Linked DNA regions of Homo sapiens: all the other regions are linked to region 3. A link is an interaction called in ENCODE POLR2A ChIA-PET data of the cell type or tissue named here. Cell type or tissue: A673. All regions are shown on one strand.

Region 1 (4,000 bases), 300 kb before region 3:
AGCCTCCCAGGTAGCTGGGACCACAGGCACCACCACACCTGGCTAATTTTTTTTATGTTTGGTAGAGATGAGGTCTCACCATGTTGCCCAGGATGGTCTCAAATTCCTGGGCTCACGTGATCCTCCTGCCTTGGCCTCCCAAAGTGCTGGAATTACAGGCATGAGCCAGCAAGCCAAGCCCAATAAATCTTCACCTGCACAAGACCACTGGGCGGGATACACGACAGAAACCTGAAGCTTCCCTGCTGCTTCTCAGTCCTATCCCCTAAAAACCAGAGTGCTGCGCTTTGAACGCAAGCGCCGTGCTCAGGGAGACCATGCGGAAGTGGCAGTGCCTTCTTCCCGAGGTGCAGGGCCAGGGACCCTCATTCCGGGGTGGGGTTCTGGGGTGACTTTGTTCTCTCTCCTTTCTGGCACTCTGCCCTTTGTAGAAGCACACTGGCTGCTAATTAGCTTTTTAATTGCTCTGATAAACCTGGCCATGGGGTCATAGGGCCGCCAAGGACACCTGCTTACAGTAGCGCCTCTTTGCTGCTGGTGATCCCCTCAGGGGCTCTCCAGGGGCCCTCTTTTTTTTTCTAATCCTACCCCCCAAAAAACGGTGCCTTTTCATCTACCCTTAGAAGCCCCATGGCCCCTGTCACACGGCGGAAGGTACCCATGATGGGGCAGGGCACGGCTGCTATGCCTGGCCCCTCGGCGGCAGGGATGGGCAGAGCCAGGCAGCAGGGCGCCCACAGGTACCTCACCTGGCCCCTCATGACAGATGGGGAAACCGAGGCCCAGTCACACGGCAGCCTCTCGAGGCCTCAATCTCGAGCCCAGGGCTCATCGTGACATCTGAGCTGGGCTGGTCCTGAGTCCGGGAGGTGTCTCTCTCTGCCTCCCACGTGGACTGACCGGCCGGTAGCCCTGCCCTCTGGCCCTGGCCAAGCTGGGGTGACGTGTGGGCAGGAGGAGGGAGGGCACTTCAGCTCCTGCCCCAGAGGAGGCCACCAAAGCTGGGGCCACTTCCTGGTCCTGGCTGTGCCAGGGACACCAGGATGCGGTCCTGGCCCTTCTGTATCCCAGCCCACACCTCAACCTCAGCTTCCCCCTCTGTGAGTGGAGGCTGTCAGGGAACTCACCTGGCAGAGGTGCCTCAAGAGGCAAATAAAATGGCACCCCCAGCTGCTGCCAGGCGGCCTTCAGAGTGATGGCTGCGTGCTGGCCATGAGCCTCAGCTGGCTCAATTGGGGTGCTGGGGAGCTTGTAGAGGCCCTGAAAGAAGACCCTGCCTGGGGTAGGCAGGGCTGGGGCAGGGGCTACCGGGCTCAGCGCTGGGACTGTCCAGATGTAGACCGAGCCCAGCGTCCATGCTCCTGGCACTGGTTTGACCTTGAGAGGGAACCCAAGCTTCCCCCGTGCCATCCCTGCATGCTTTCCTGCCTGCCTGGCCCTGGGGAGGGCTGTGAGCTACAGGGGACCCACAGGGTCGGGTATCCAGCATGGGCCCCACCTCCCCCACATCTGCTGAGGGAGCCCCCACTGAGACGCCAGCCCTCTTGCCTTGCAGCTGACGGGACCAGCACCTACAAGCAGCACTGCAGGACACCCTCCTCCTCCAGCACCCTTGCCTACTCCCCGCGGGACGAGGAGGACAGCATGGTAGGTCCCTACCCCCAGGAGCCCGTGTGAGCCTCAGCCTCCCCCCATCCTCCCTCCTGGGGGAACCAGGTCCCAGGAGGAGTTGACAGTGAGCTGGTGAGGCACAGGAGAAGAAGAGCACCTGTGGATACCCTGAGGCCTCGGCAGACATGGCAAGTCTGTGAGAAAGGAGGCTCCTGTGGCTGGACTGTGGGTGGCAGGGGGCAGCCAGTGAGGGCAGCTGGGTCAGAGGGCCTGGCACCTGCAGGCCAGGATGAGGCATATTTGGCTCCATCTTAAGGGAGGTGGAAACCACAGAAAGTTCAGTCAGGAGGATAGCACAATAAAATACATGCTTTGAAAGCTTCCTTTGCTGCTGGGTAGGGAATGAGCGGGGTTGCTGGGTCCAGGCAGGGTTTGAGGAGGGGTCCTGATGAGGCGGGGGGAAAGGTGTGTGGACCTAAGCTGTGGGGACACCAGAGGCAATGGGGTGGGGGTTGCGGAACCTGCGCCAAGTGCTGGGGGAGCCGGAGAATTCCCTGTTGCTGGCTGTGTGAGGTGCAGAAAGGATCAGGGCAGTCGGGGGCTGGCTGCTGGTACCTGAGCCCTGTGGCCAGGGTCTCAGTGGCCGTTCCCTGCCATCCTGGTCAATGGCGCTCATTGCTGGGCTCTGGGCCTACCCAGGGGACAGAGGCCAACTCTACCCTGGGCATGAAGGACTGGCCCAGCAGGGGGTGGGGGTGTGTGGGGCCTCTCTGGCAGCTGCCTCTCTCCAGTGCTTGGACACCAGGTGTGGCGGCCCTGCTGGCCCTCTTGGGACCGAGGCCTTTTCTTTTTTCCTTTTTTCTTTTTTTTGAGACGGACTTTTGCTCTTGCTGCCCAGGCTGGAGTGCAATGGTGTGATCTCAGCTCACCACAACCTCCGCCTCCCGGGTTTAAGTGACTCTCCTGCCTCAGCCTCCCGAGTAGCTGGGATTACAGGCGTGCACCACCACTCCTGGCTAATTTTGAATTAGTAGAGATGGGGTTTCTCCATGTTGGTCAGGCTGGTCTCGAACTCCCGACCTCAGCTGATCTGCCCCCTCCTTGGCCTTCCAAAGTGCTGGGATTACAAGTGTGAGCCACCTTGCTCAGCCAGAAAAGAAGTTTTTAATTAATTGAACAAACACACCTGTGTGCCGGGCGCTGTGCTAGGCCGAGGGCGAGTTGGGTATGTCTGGGCCCCGTCCCCTGGGCCTCTGCCTGCCTCGGTCTCCACAACCCGAAGCCACGAGTCCTCCATGTCTGTGGTTCCCATAATCACCTGCTATCCCCATGGGTCACGGTGGCTTTCAAGAGAGGCGGGTACCTTCTCTGTTTGCTGATAGGCCCACACAGGGAGTCCCCCTCCTGCCCTTCCCCCGTCCCCCAGGCCTGCCTGCTGTCAGCCCCTACGCCCAAGAGGGTGGGAGACTCTGGGGTAGTATTGGGCAGGCCCGGGAGAGTGGTTCCCGTGCCAGCTCCTGCTCTGCTCTCGCCCCTGGGGCTCCCTCTGCTGCTGTGGGGCCTTGTGACTCACTTTCTCTGACTCCCTTCTGTTCCCCATGTGCTGCTTCCATGCAGACGGGCCCTTGGGACCCAAAGGGAGGTGGGTACATGGCACACAATGCCCCCCGCCGGCCTTGGGACTGGTTTGCCTCTGTGCTCTGTGGGTTTCATACCCAGGCTGCCGGGAAGGGGGCCAGAGGCTCGGCAGAGCAGCAGCTGGGCCCCTCTGCAGTCAAAGCACCAGGAGAGAAGCCTTGGGCAGTGTGGCTCTTGGAAACTTCTGGAGGTTTCCAGGCCAGAGGGGAGGAAGGGACAGTGTCTGCCCCTCCCCCAGGCTCCCTTGTCGGTGGCTCAGCCAGAGGCAGGCACCTGTGGCCCTCACTCCTGCCCTCGGGAAGCTCAGCCGAGGTTCTCTGGGGGCCTGGCCCTGCCTTCCCTCTGAGCCTCCCAGCTGGGCCTGGTGTCCCCCACCAGCAAGGCCAGACAAGCAGCCAGGCCCGGGGGGCACCTGGAGCCCAGCCGTCGCTCCCTGCCAGCATTCCTGGCCCTTCCATCCTGCGGTCACGGCCTCGGCTGTCCAGGATTGGCTGGTGGAGGTGCCCCCTCACGGCCCACATTCCCCCACGGGAAGCAGGAAGCAGCCCGGGTATATGGAATTGAATAGCAGGAAGTCTCTCCATTTACACAAAGAGAGGTGGCAGGCGTGAGCGGGCAGCCCAGCACCCCGGCCCAGGCCGCCCAGGCGGGCAGGCAGGGACCTGGGTTGCATCAGCTCCCCACGCCCACCCACGGCCCCCGTGGACGAGGAGAGTACCCGCAGGGACCGGGGTGGCCCCAGGGGTGCTGC
Region 2 (4,000 bases), 480 kb before region 3:
GTCACTGGCATTTGGTGGGTGGGGGTGGTGGTCAGGGAAGTGGTCACTAGGGCTGTTTTGAGAACCACCTCTCAATTCACGATTTGCCATGACTTACTGCAAACATGGCCTGGGCAGAGGCTCGCCCAGGTGCCCCACCTCTCTGGCTGCTTCCTTATAGTTCGGGCTTCGGAAGCCACATTCAACCCTGGCACACAGTGGTTTTTCCTCGTGCTGGGGCCACCAGTTCTGTGTTGGGATGCACCTACTCCAGCCCCTTCAGGGAGCAGTCAGCCTCTAAGGCATCCCTCCAGGAAGCTGCCCTGGCTGCAACAAAGGGCCTTTGTGTGTCTGTCCCACCAGCACTCTCTCTCATGCCCTCAAGCTGTCCCTGGTCTTGGCATGGGCAATGAACACCTGCTCACATAGGGCTGATTTGCAGGGTTCCCCCAGCCAGCTGTCACCTTCTCCCTGTCTCAGCTGAGGGCCCAGCTGACCTGGTGGGGTCCAGCGTGTGAACCCAGGGGAGACCTTGCTCCCCTGGAAGACAGGAGAAGCTGGGGAGGATTTATTCACAAGCAGAGGCCTAGAGGGATTCTGAGGCCACCTGCCTACCCCAGCTGACAGCTCCTGCCCCACACCCCATCAGCCCTGCATGGTTTCCACTTTTTCCTCCCCTACCCTCTTTTCTTGCCTGAATAGTACACCCCACCCTCCATCTGTATGCTCCTCACTTGCCCCTACAAAATCCACTCCAAGGACAGACACAGTGCCTCACCTGTAATCCAAGTACTTTGGGAGGCCGAGGCAGGGGGATTGCTTGAGCTCAGGAGTTCGAGACCAGTCTGGGCAACATGTTGAGACCTCCATCTGTGCCCCCCAAAAATACAAAAATTAGCTGGGCGTGGTGGCGTGTGCCTGTAGTCTACTTGGGAGGCTGAGGTGGGAGATCACTTGAGCCTAAGCAGTCGCGGCTGCAGTGAACAAGATCGCGCCACTGCACTCCACCCTGGGTAACGGAACAAGACCCTGTCTCAAAAAAAAAAAAGAAATCCACTCCCCATATGATAGCCAGCGGAATCTGCAGCAAACTGAAATGGGATCAGATTGGGTAACCTTGCCCAAAACTGTCTAGCATCTTCCCTCCTACCGTTATAATAAATTCCCAATCCCCGAAGCTGCCGACCAAGTCTTTGGTGGGCCCCTGTCCGTCCCTGGATCTCCCCTCCCACCTTACAACCCTCCCTAGCGTCCCACTGGCGTTTTTGTTCCTGCAAAATGCCAAGACCCTGCCACCTTGGGCTTGGTCTCGAAGGCGCTCCTCAGCTGATTCCTCATCCTTCAGAAAGGGTCACCTCCTCAAGGAGGCCTTCCAGATTTACTACACCCTTGCATGGACCCACCAGTTTGTACGTGAACATTTATGAGTGTGAGTCCTTGTTTTTTTTTCCTGTCTTGACCACTGGATTATGAACAGAGAAGGTCAGGGAACAGAATTGTGTTCCCTGCTCTGCCCAGCACTTGGAACAGCGCTTGGAACAGAGCGGTCACTGCGCAAATAATAGCGGAATGGATAAATGAACGCAAGGAGGCACAGGAATCCCAGAGGCCGCTCCAACCGGGAGCCCGACCCCTCATCCCAGGCTCTAGGATCCGCGACAGCCGGCGAGGGGCGCCAGGGAGCCCAAGGCACGCGCCAACCCTCTGCGGCCGCGCCGCGCCCTGCGTTGCCAGACGCCCGTTGCCATGGCGCCAGGGAGGGGACAAGAGCCCAGGACCCTAGCGCGCGCCGCAATCTGTGCGGTCACGCCCGGCCCGCGTTGAGAGAGCGCTTGGCAGCCAGCGGGTGGACGCGCCCCTCAGCGGAGGGCACAAAGCCTGGCCGCAGGCACGCAGGACACTCAGAACGGAGCGATGGGGACGTCGCGGGCCGCAACACGGACTTTGCCTGGGTGTCAGCTCGGGTCCACAGCGCGGCCGAGGCGCACCTTGCGCCACACACTGCTCTTTTACTGGAGAAAGCGGGACGGCCGCCACGGACGGCGCAACCCCTGCGTGCGCCGCGGATCGACGCCTGAGGGCGCCAGCAGGGTCCGACCCTCCTGCTCCGTCCCCGCCCCTGTCCTCGGGCCCGGCCAGCGCCGCGGCCTCTGGCTCCGCCTCCACACGGGCCCGCAAGCAGGCACCGCCCCCGACTCTGCCCCCAGCCCCGGCTCGGGCCCGGCCCCCGCGAGCACGGCGCGCGCCTCCGGCTCCTGTGGCCGCGCGCTGGCCTGGAGGCTGACCTGGAGGCTCATCTGGAGGCCGAGCTGACCCGGCAGGCCTTGCGCGGGCAACATGGCGGCGCCCGGCGAGCGGGGCCGCTTCCACGGCGGGAACCTCTTCTTCCTGCCGGGGGGCGCGCGCTCCGAGATGATGGACGACCTGGCGACCGACGCGCGGGGCCGGGGCGCGGGGCGGAGAGACGCGGCCGCCTCGGCCTCGACGCCAGCCCAGGCGCCGACCTCCGATTCTCCTGTCGCCGAGGACGCCTCCCGGAGGCGGCCGTGCCGGGCCTGCGTCGACTTCAAGACGTGGATGCGGACGCAGCAGAAGGTGCAGTTCCCTGCCCGATTTCTCCCAGCCCCGCGCAGCCCCTGTCCCCGCCCCCGCCCAGGTACCCCGGCAGAGCTTCCCAGGGTTGCCTGTCCCTGAACCTTGCCCCCCGGGTAGGCCCGGCCTTACAGCCTTCATCCGCGCGTGGGTTGGATCGTCTGCAGGACTTTGGCCGGAGTCCAGTGGGCCACCGGCTGGGCCGTACAGTGGGGAGCTTTGGGCGCCTTTGTTCGGAGAATGAACTCACTCTCGGTCGGCCTGCTTCCGCAGCGGGACACCAAGTTTAGGGAGGACTGCCCGCCGGATCGCGAGGAACTGGGCCGCCACAGCTGGGCTGTCCTCCACACCCTGGCCGCCTACTACCCCGACCTGCCCACCCCAGAACAGCAGCAAGACATGGCCCAGTTCATACATTTATTTTCTAAGTTTTACCCCTGTGAGGAGTGTGCTGAAGACCTAAGAAAAAGGTAAGATGTGTTTGCACGCAGCAGAGCTTTGCACTGGAGCCTGGGCCTGGGGCTCCTGGCTGACGTTATAGCGGGGAACGTAGAGAAACGGATGCAGAGGTGGCAGAAGTTTGCTGAGGAGCAGGGACCTCCAACAGGTGAGGACTGGGGCTATCTGAGCCTCCTCCTCTCGTCTCAGAAGCCAAGCTGTCGGGATCTGCTGCTGGGTACTGCTCCTGCCACAGCCACAGGGCTTCCAGGAAGGGATTCCCTGCCTTGTCTGGCACTGAAGGCGGTTTCCCGCAAGTTAGGGAAGACTCCACTTTGCCTGACTTCTAGAGTAGGACTTCTGGTTTTAAAATCTTGGAAATCCACTGCTTTTGCTCCCAAGAGCCATCTCTTCCTCACTGAGGGATCCAAGAGCCAGCACTGGCCCTTGCAGGTGTTTCTAGGCCAGATGTATAGGGTAGAGCCGCCATTGTTGCTATAAGGCTGGTCAGTTAGAATGAAGTCTCTTGCTGAACTGACGCACCAGGGCCTGCCCTCAGATGCTAAGAAACAAGTCCAGTTTTCAGTTACAAGGCTGTGCCCAGCCCCACCCAGGCCACACTCTGCCTGAGGCCAGGGACACTGGATGCCGCTTCCTGGGTGTTAGGAGCTTATAAAATTGCCAGGTCTGTGCTGTAATGTGTTGCCTTGAGGCCTCGTTGGAGTTTGCCAAGCTGTCCAGGTGGGTGTTTGCGCAGCCCTGGGAGTTCATCACACCCGGGGAGCTGCAGGGTCAGCCCTGTTCTGGGAGTGCCTGTACCTTGGAGCATAAGGGCACTCCCAGGTGTAGTTCACAGCAGTGCCCCAGCTCTCCTTCCTTGACAGCAGACAGGGAACTGGCAGGGGCAGTGGAGCCGCTGCGTCCTCTCATTCTTTACCTGCTCTCCCTACACAGGCTGTGCAGGAACCACCCAGACACCCGCACCCGGGCA
Region 3 (4,000 bases):
CCCCTCCTGGCGCTGGTGCTGGGGCAGGTGTGGGGTCACCGGTTCACACTGAGCCTCCACCAGGAAGGGCCTTTTACCTCTTCACCCTTTAGCCACTCCACTCTCACCTCCTCCAAGCCTCCTTCCCTTCCCCAGGAAGGCAGGAAAGAGCATGGGTCAGGGTTGGGCCCTCTGCAGCCACAGAGGTGTTTGCAACATGACTTGTTTCTTGCCCTGGGACTGGGCAAGATTCTCAAGGAGTCAGCCCCAGTTGTCCAGGTTTGTCCCCACTGTCATGCTGGGTGATGGTGGTGATGACCTCAGGGGCCGGCATAGAGATTACTTGATGTGGCATCTAAAGTGCTGGCCACAGGCTGGGCGTGGTGGCTCACACCTGTAATCCCAACACTTTGGGAGGATGAGGCAGGCAGATCACCTGAGGTCAGGAGTTCATGACCAGCCTGGCCAACATGTTGAAACCCTGTCTCCATTCAAAATATAAAAACTAAAGGCCAGGCACGGGGGCTTATGCCTGTAATCCCGGCACTTTGGGAGGCCAAGGCGGACGGATCATGAAGTCAGGAGATTGAGACCATCCTGGCTAACACGGTGAAACCCCGTCTCTACTAAAAATACAAAAAATTAGCCAGGCTTGGTAGTGCGCATCTGTCATCCCAGTTACTTGGGAGGCTGAGGCAGGAGAATCGCTTGAGCCCAGGAGGTGGAGGTTGCAGTGAGCCGAGATCACACCACTGCACTCCAGCCTGGGTGACAGAGCAAGACTCCGTCTCAAAAAAAAAACCCTGCTGGCCACAGAGGCCGTGGTGTTGGCCATGGCCAGTGCTCGTAGTGTTCTTTAAACGAACCTGCACTGAGGGCCCGAGGCATCCCAGACATTTTGGGAGCTGGGGCCAGGTGCTCTGTGTGGACAGTGCCGGAGCTCCACCAAGCGCTGCTCTGGGCAGGGACCTGCGACAGGGAAGATGACCGGCCTCTTCACCAAGGTGCCCCCCCTGGACAGGGCAGCAGGACAGGAGGTGGATGACACCTGGAGAAAGCCGGGTCTTCTGAGAACCAGATGGAGCGTCGCAGGTAGGTCGTGCTTGTAAAGGGCCTTATAGTCCAGCGGGCCAGAAACACGCTCGGACCCAGAGTCCCAAGTTGAGGGCTGCTGGGGACCAGATGACAGAGACCAAGACAGGAAACCAAAAACCATGGTCCTCGTTGCATTGAGGGGGCGCCTCCAGGGACAGGGCAGCTCCACCCCCTGCCACCGCAGCCTGGCAGCAGCCCCAGGGTCGCACCCCTTGTGCAGATCAGCCAGCCTCGCCCCTCCCGGCAACCCCATTGCTGCCTCCAGGCTTATGCCCAGGTGCCTCTATCTGCAGGAGCCACTGACTCATTTGAAACCCCCAACCACGCTGCGACCGTACACCCCCGTGGCTTTCCAGAGCAGGTGGTCTCTACCTGACGTTATTTCACTGGCTGACTTGGCTCATGGCTCATCCCCCATGCCTACTGGATGTCTGCCTCAGGAGGACAGGGGTGCTATCCCCCCTACCCCGGCCAGGCCCTGATGGGAGCCAGATGTGCACTGACTCAATGATCCACCAATCCCGGGGGCCAACCCAGAGGACAGTGGTGTCCTGGAGCAGGGAGGCGGCCTAGATAGCTTTGTGGGGGTCCTGAGGAGGCCCCAACACAGGAGTCCAGGGCGGGAAAGACAAGCCGCCTCCTCGGACTAACGCCCGCCCACCCCGATTCCCCGCCAAAACCCAGAGGTAGCAGCTGACTCCTCGGGCTCCCGGCTGGCGTCACCGCCTCTGGAGCCAATGGGCTCTGACGTGGCGAGCCTGGAACGCCACTGGGACTGCGCGGGCGTCCACACCACCCACCGAGCGCGGCCACCGCGTTGGCGGCATGAGCGCGCTCGAGCCTCCCCCAGCGGCGCCCGCCTCGCCCCCCGGGCCGGGTCTGGCGCACCCGGAACCCCCCGGGGCCCTGCGCGCCCTGCTCTTGGCCACCGGCGGCGCTGGGGGCTCGTGGCCTCGCTGCATTCTGCCGTTCGGTGCCGTGGCCGTGCTGGCTGGTGCGGCTGCCACGGCCATCACCTTCTCGCTGCGGGGACCCCGCCTGGACCTGGCCCAGGGCTCGTCGCTGGCCGCGCTCAGTGCGGGCCTGGGGCTTCTGACCGCCGCCTTCCTGTGCTGGCGCGCTCGGCGGAGGCGAAGGGCCGGGCGCAGGGAGCCGGGGGCGCCCTGAGCCGCGGGCGAGGCCCCCTCCCATCGAGGTCACCGCGAGCCGGCCGCCCCTCCCTCCAACCTCGCCCCGGCCGGGCGGGCGCAGTGCCAAGCGTGGTCGCAGAGGCCGCCCCCCACACCCCATCCCCAAATCGTTTCTTCTGGAACCCTTTGGGCAGAGAAGGCCACCGGCCGTTTCCCTCCCTCCCTCTCTGCTTTCCCTCTCTTCCCTCCTCCGTCCAACGTCGCATTTCAGCTTTTGACTTGGCGCGCAGAGCTGGCGCGACCGCAGAGCGGCCTGGCTGGGCAGCGGTCTGCGAGGCTGGGGGATCGACCCGGCGCGAGGGTGCTGGGTGCAGGGCAGCGCGACGCGGGCTCGGCCACACCACCCGCCGTTGGGAGCCGGCGCTGTGTCTGCTCCTGGGCTGTCTGCCTTCGGAGCTCGGTTGGAAACCCCCCGAGGCATAATAGGCGCTCGATAAATGTGCAATAGGTGAACATGTGGTGGCTTGCAGGCGTCTGGGGGGAGACAGCAGGTTCTGGGCTGGGCAGGGAATTATTGGATCAACGGGCATCTTACAGGAAAGACTCTCAGCTCCCTGCCGCCTAGGACTGTCCAGCCCATCTATGCCCTCTCCCCAGCCTGTGCCCCAAAGCTGGAGCTGCCACTCTAGGGGTGAGGGGTGGGGTGGGGAGGGGGAGGCGAAGCACTGCGGCCTGAGTTGCAGGTGGGGGGAGGGGAGGCGGAGCTTCTTTGTTGCAGAAGGTGCCAGGAGGGGGCAGGGCCAGTGGAGAGGTGGGAGGTGGGAGAGGCCCCAGCCAGGGGCTGGGACAGGTGGCTGGGTCCCTGGGGAGCAATAAGTCCCGCTTGGGCGCTGTGGGGAGGCCCTTCCTAACTCCCAAACACCATCTGTGAGGGCTGGGGGTGGGGGCAGAGTAGCGTGTGCAGAGGACTGTTCCTGGGGAGAGGCCCTGTGACCAGCGGCCTCCTCCCTGGGGAGCTGGCGGTACAATGGCCCTCTGGGCCCACGGCCTCCCGCCGCTGCTGCTGACCCAGATGAACAATTGGGGCAGGGCTGAGCCCCAGGCACCTACTTTCCCCCACCCCAGAAGCCACCAGACGTTCTGCAGACCCCAGTCCTGGCTCACAGGGAAGCTGAGCTGGAGACAAAGCCAGCCCCTCTGATGAGGGTGGAAGAGGCTGCTGGCCACTGTCCCTCTTGCAGCCTGGCTGGCAGCCAGTCTGGCAGTGGCCCTGACGTCCAGAGACAGCTTGGGTTTCCCCAGAGGCTTGTCTCTGGCCAGTGGGACCCCTCTGTCAGGCCTGGGCTTTTCTCTCCACTGTCCCAGAATGATGATCTCAGCCCCCATAGTCCCCCCAGGGTTCCTCCCACCCTTAGGGTGGGGTGTCGGGGGGTGGGGGTTGGGAGCCAGAAGGACCTTGAAGAGGGTGGTTGGGACGTTTCAGGTTCTAAGCTTGACCCACAGAGCGGAGCGTGAGCCCCGTCAGGTTGAGGTCCCTCAACTTGTAAAGGACACAATTCCCATTCTCTTTATCAGGAAGCTGAGGGGCAGGGGCCCTGTGGCAGAGAGAGAGCCCCTTAGCCCTCTCTGTTCAGTCCTCCGGTGCCCCCATCCCTGTGCATCTGTGGCTGTCACATGCAGATGTGTGGCAAGGAGAAGGTGCCCACCAGCCAGTGTCAGTTGCTCCAGGAGCCAAGCCAGGTGCCCTATCACCCTGTCTTCCCGTTCCTCCCCTCCATGGTCAGGCCCTCCTGCTC

What was found. Peaks named below come from ENCODE experiments on the same cell type or tissue, not always from the same donor. Only the 100,000 strongest peaks of a DNase experiment are listed, where the experiment ranks them.
Region 1: POLR2A ChIA-PET joins it to region 3 with 11 read pairs; 14 of 35 experiments call an interaction of 5 or more read pairs at or near these places.
Region 2: POLR2A ChIA-PET joins it to region 3 with 13 read pairs; 3 of 35 experiments call an interaction of 5 or more read pairs at or near these places.

What each region holds. Positions count from the first base shown.
Region 1 is chr16:2,166,522-2,170,521 of GRCh38, forward strand. TRAF7 (TNF receptor associated factor 7) reads left to right here. Exons shown (of 21, transcript NM_032271.3): 4 at 1,556-1,647. Among named protein-coding and RNA genes, the nearest start is that of TRAF7, 13 kb to the left of the region's middle. In A673, no CTCF peak of the experiment used is centred here; no DNase peak of the experiment used is centred here; H3K27ac peaks cover 731 bases.
Region 2 is chr16:1,981,903-1,985,902 of GRCh38, forward strand. It overlaps TBL3 (transducin beta like 3), which reads left to right. Exons shown (of 22, transcript NM_006453.3): 22 at 1-1,027. It overlaps GFER (growth factor, augmenter of liver regeneration), which reads left to right and starts at 2,291. Exons shown (of 3, transcript NM_005262.3): 1 at 2,291-2,574; 2 at 2,845-3,041; 3 at 3,964-4,000. The coding sequence starts at 2,317. RefSeq lists silencers at 830-1,022, 2,043-2,582. In A673, CTCF peaks have their summits at 1,687 and 1,914; DNase peaks (open chromatin) are centred at 1,719 and 2,159; H3K4me3 peaks cover 2,102 bases; H3K27ac peaks cover 1,840 bases.
Region 3 is chr16:2,465,913-2,469,912 of GRCh38, forward strand. TEDC2-AS1 (TEDC2 antisense RNA 1) reads right to left here and starts at 2,301. Exons shown (of 1, transcript NR_135198.1): 1 at 1-2,301. RefSeq lists silencers at 1,750-1,799, 1,860-2,199, 2,210-2,259 and enhancers at 2,707-3,250, 3,210-3,349, 3,510-3,589. In A673, no CTCF peak of the experiment used is centred here; DNase peaks (open chromatin) are centred at 1,799, 2,679 and 3,109; H3K4me3 peaks cover 1,494 bases; H3K27ac peaks cover 3,448 bases.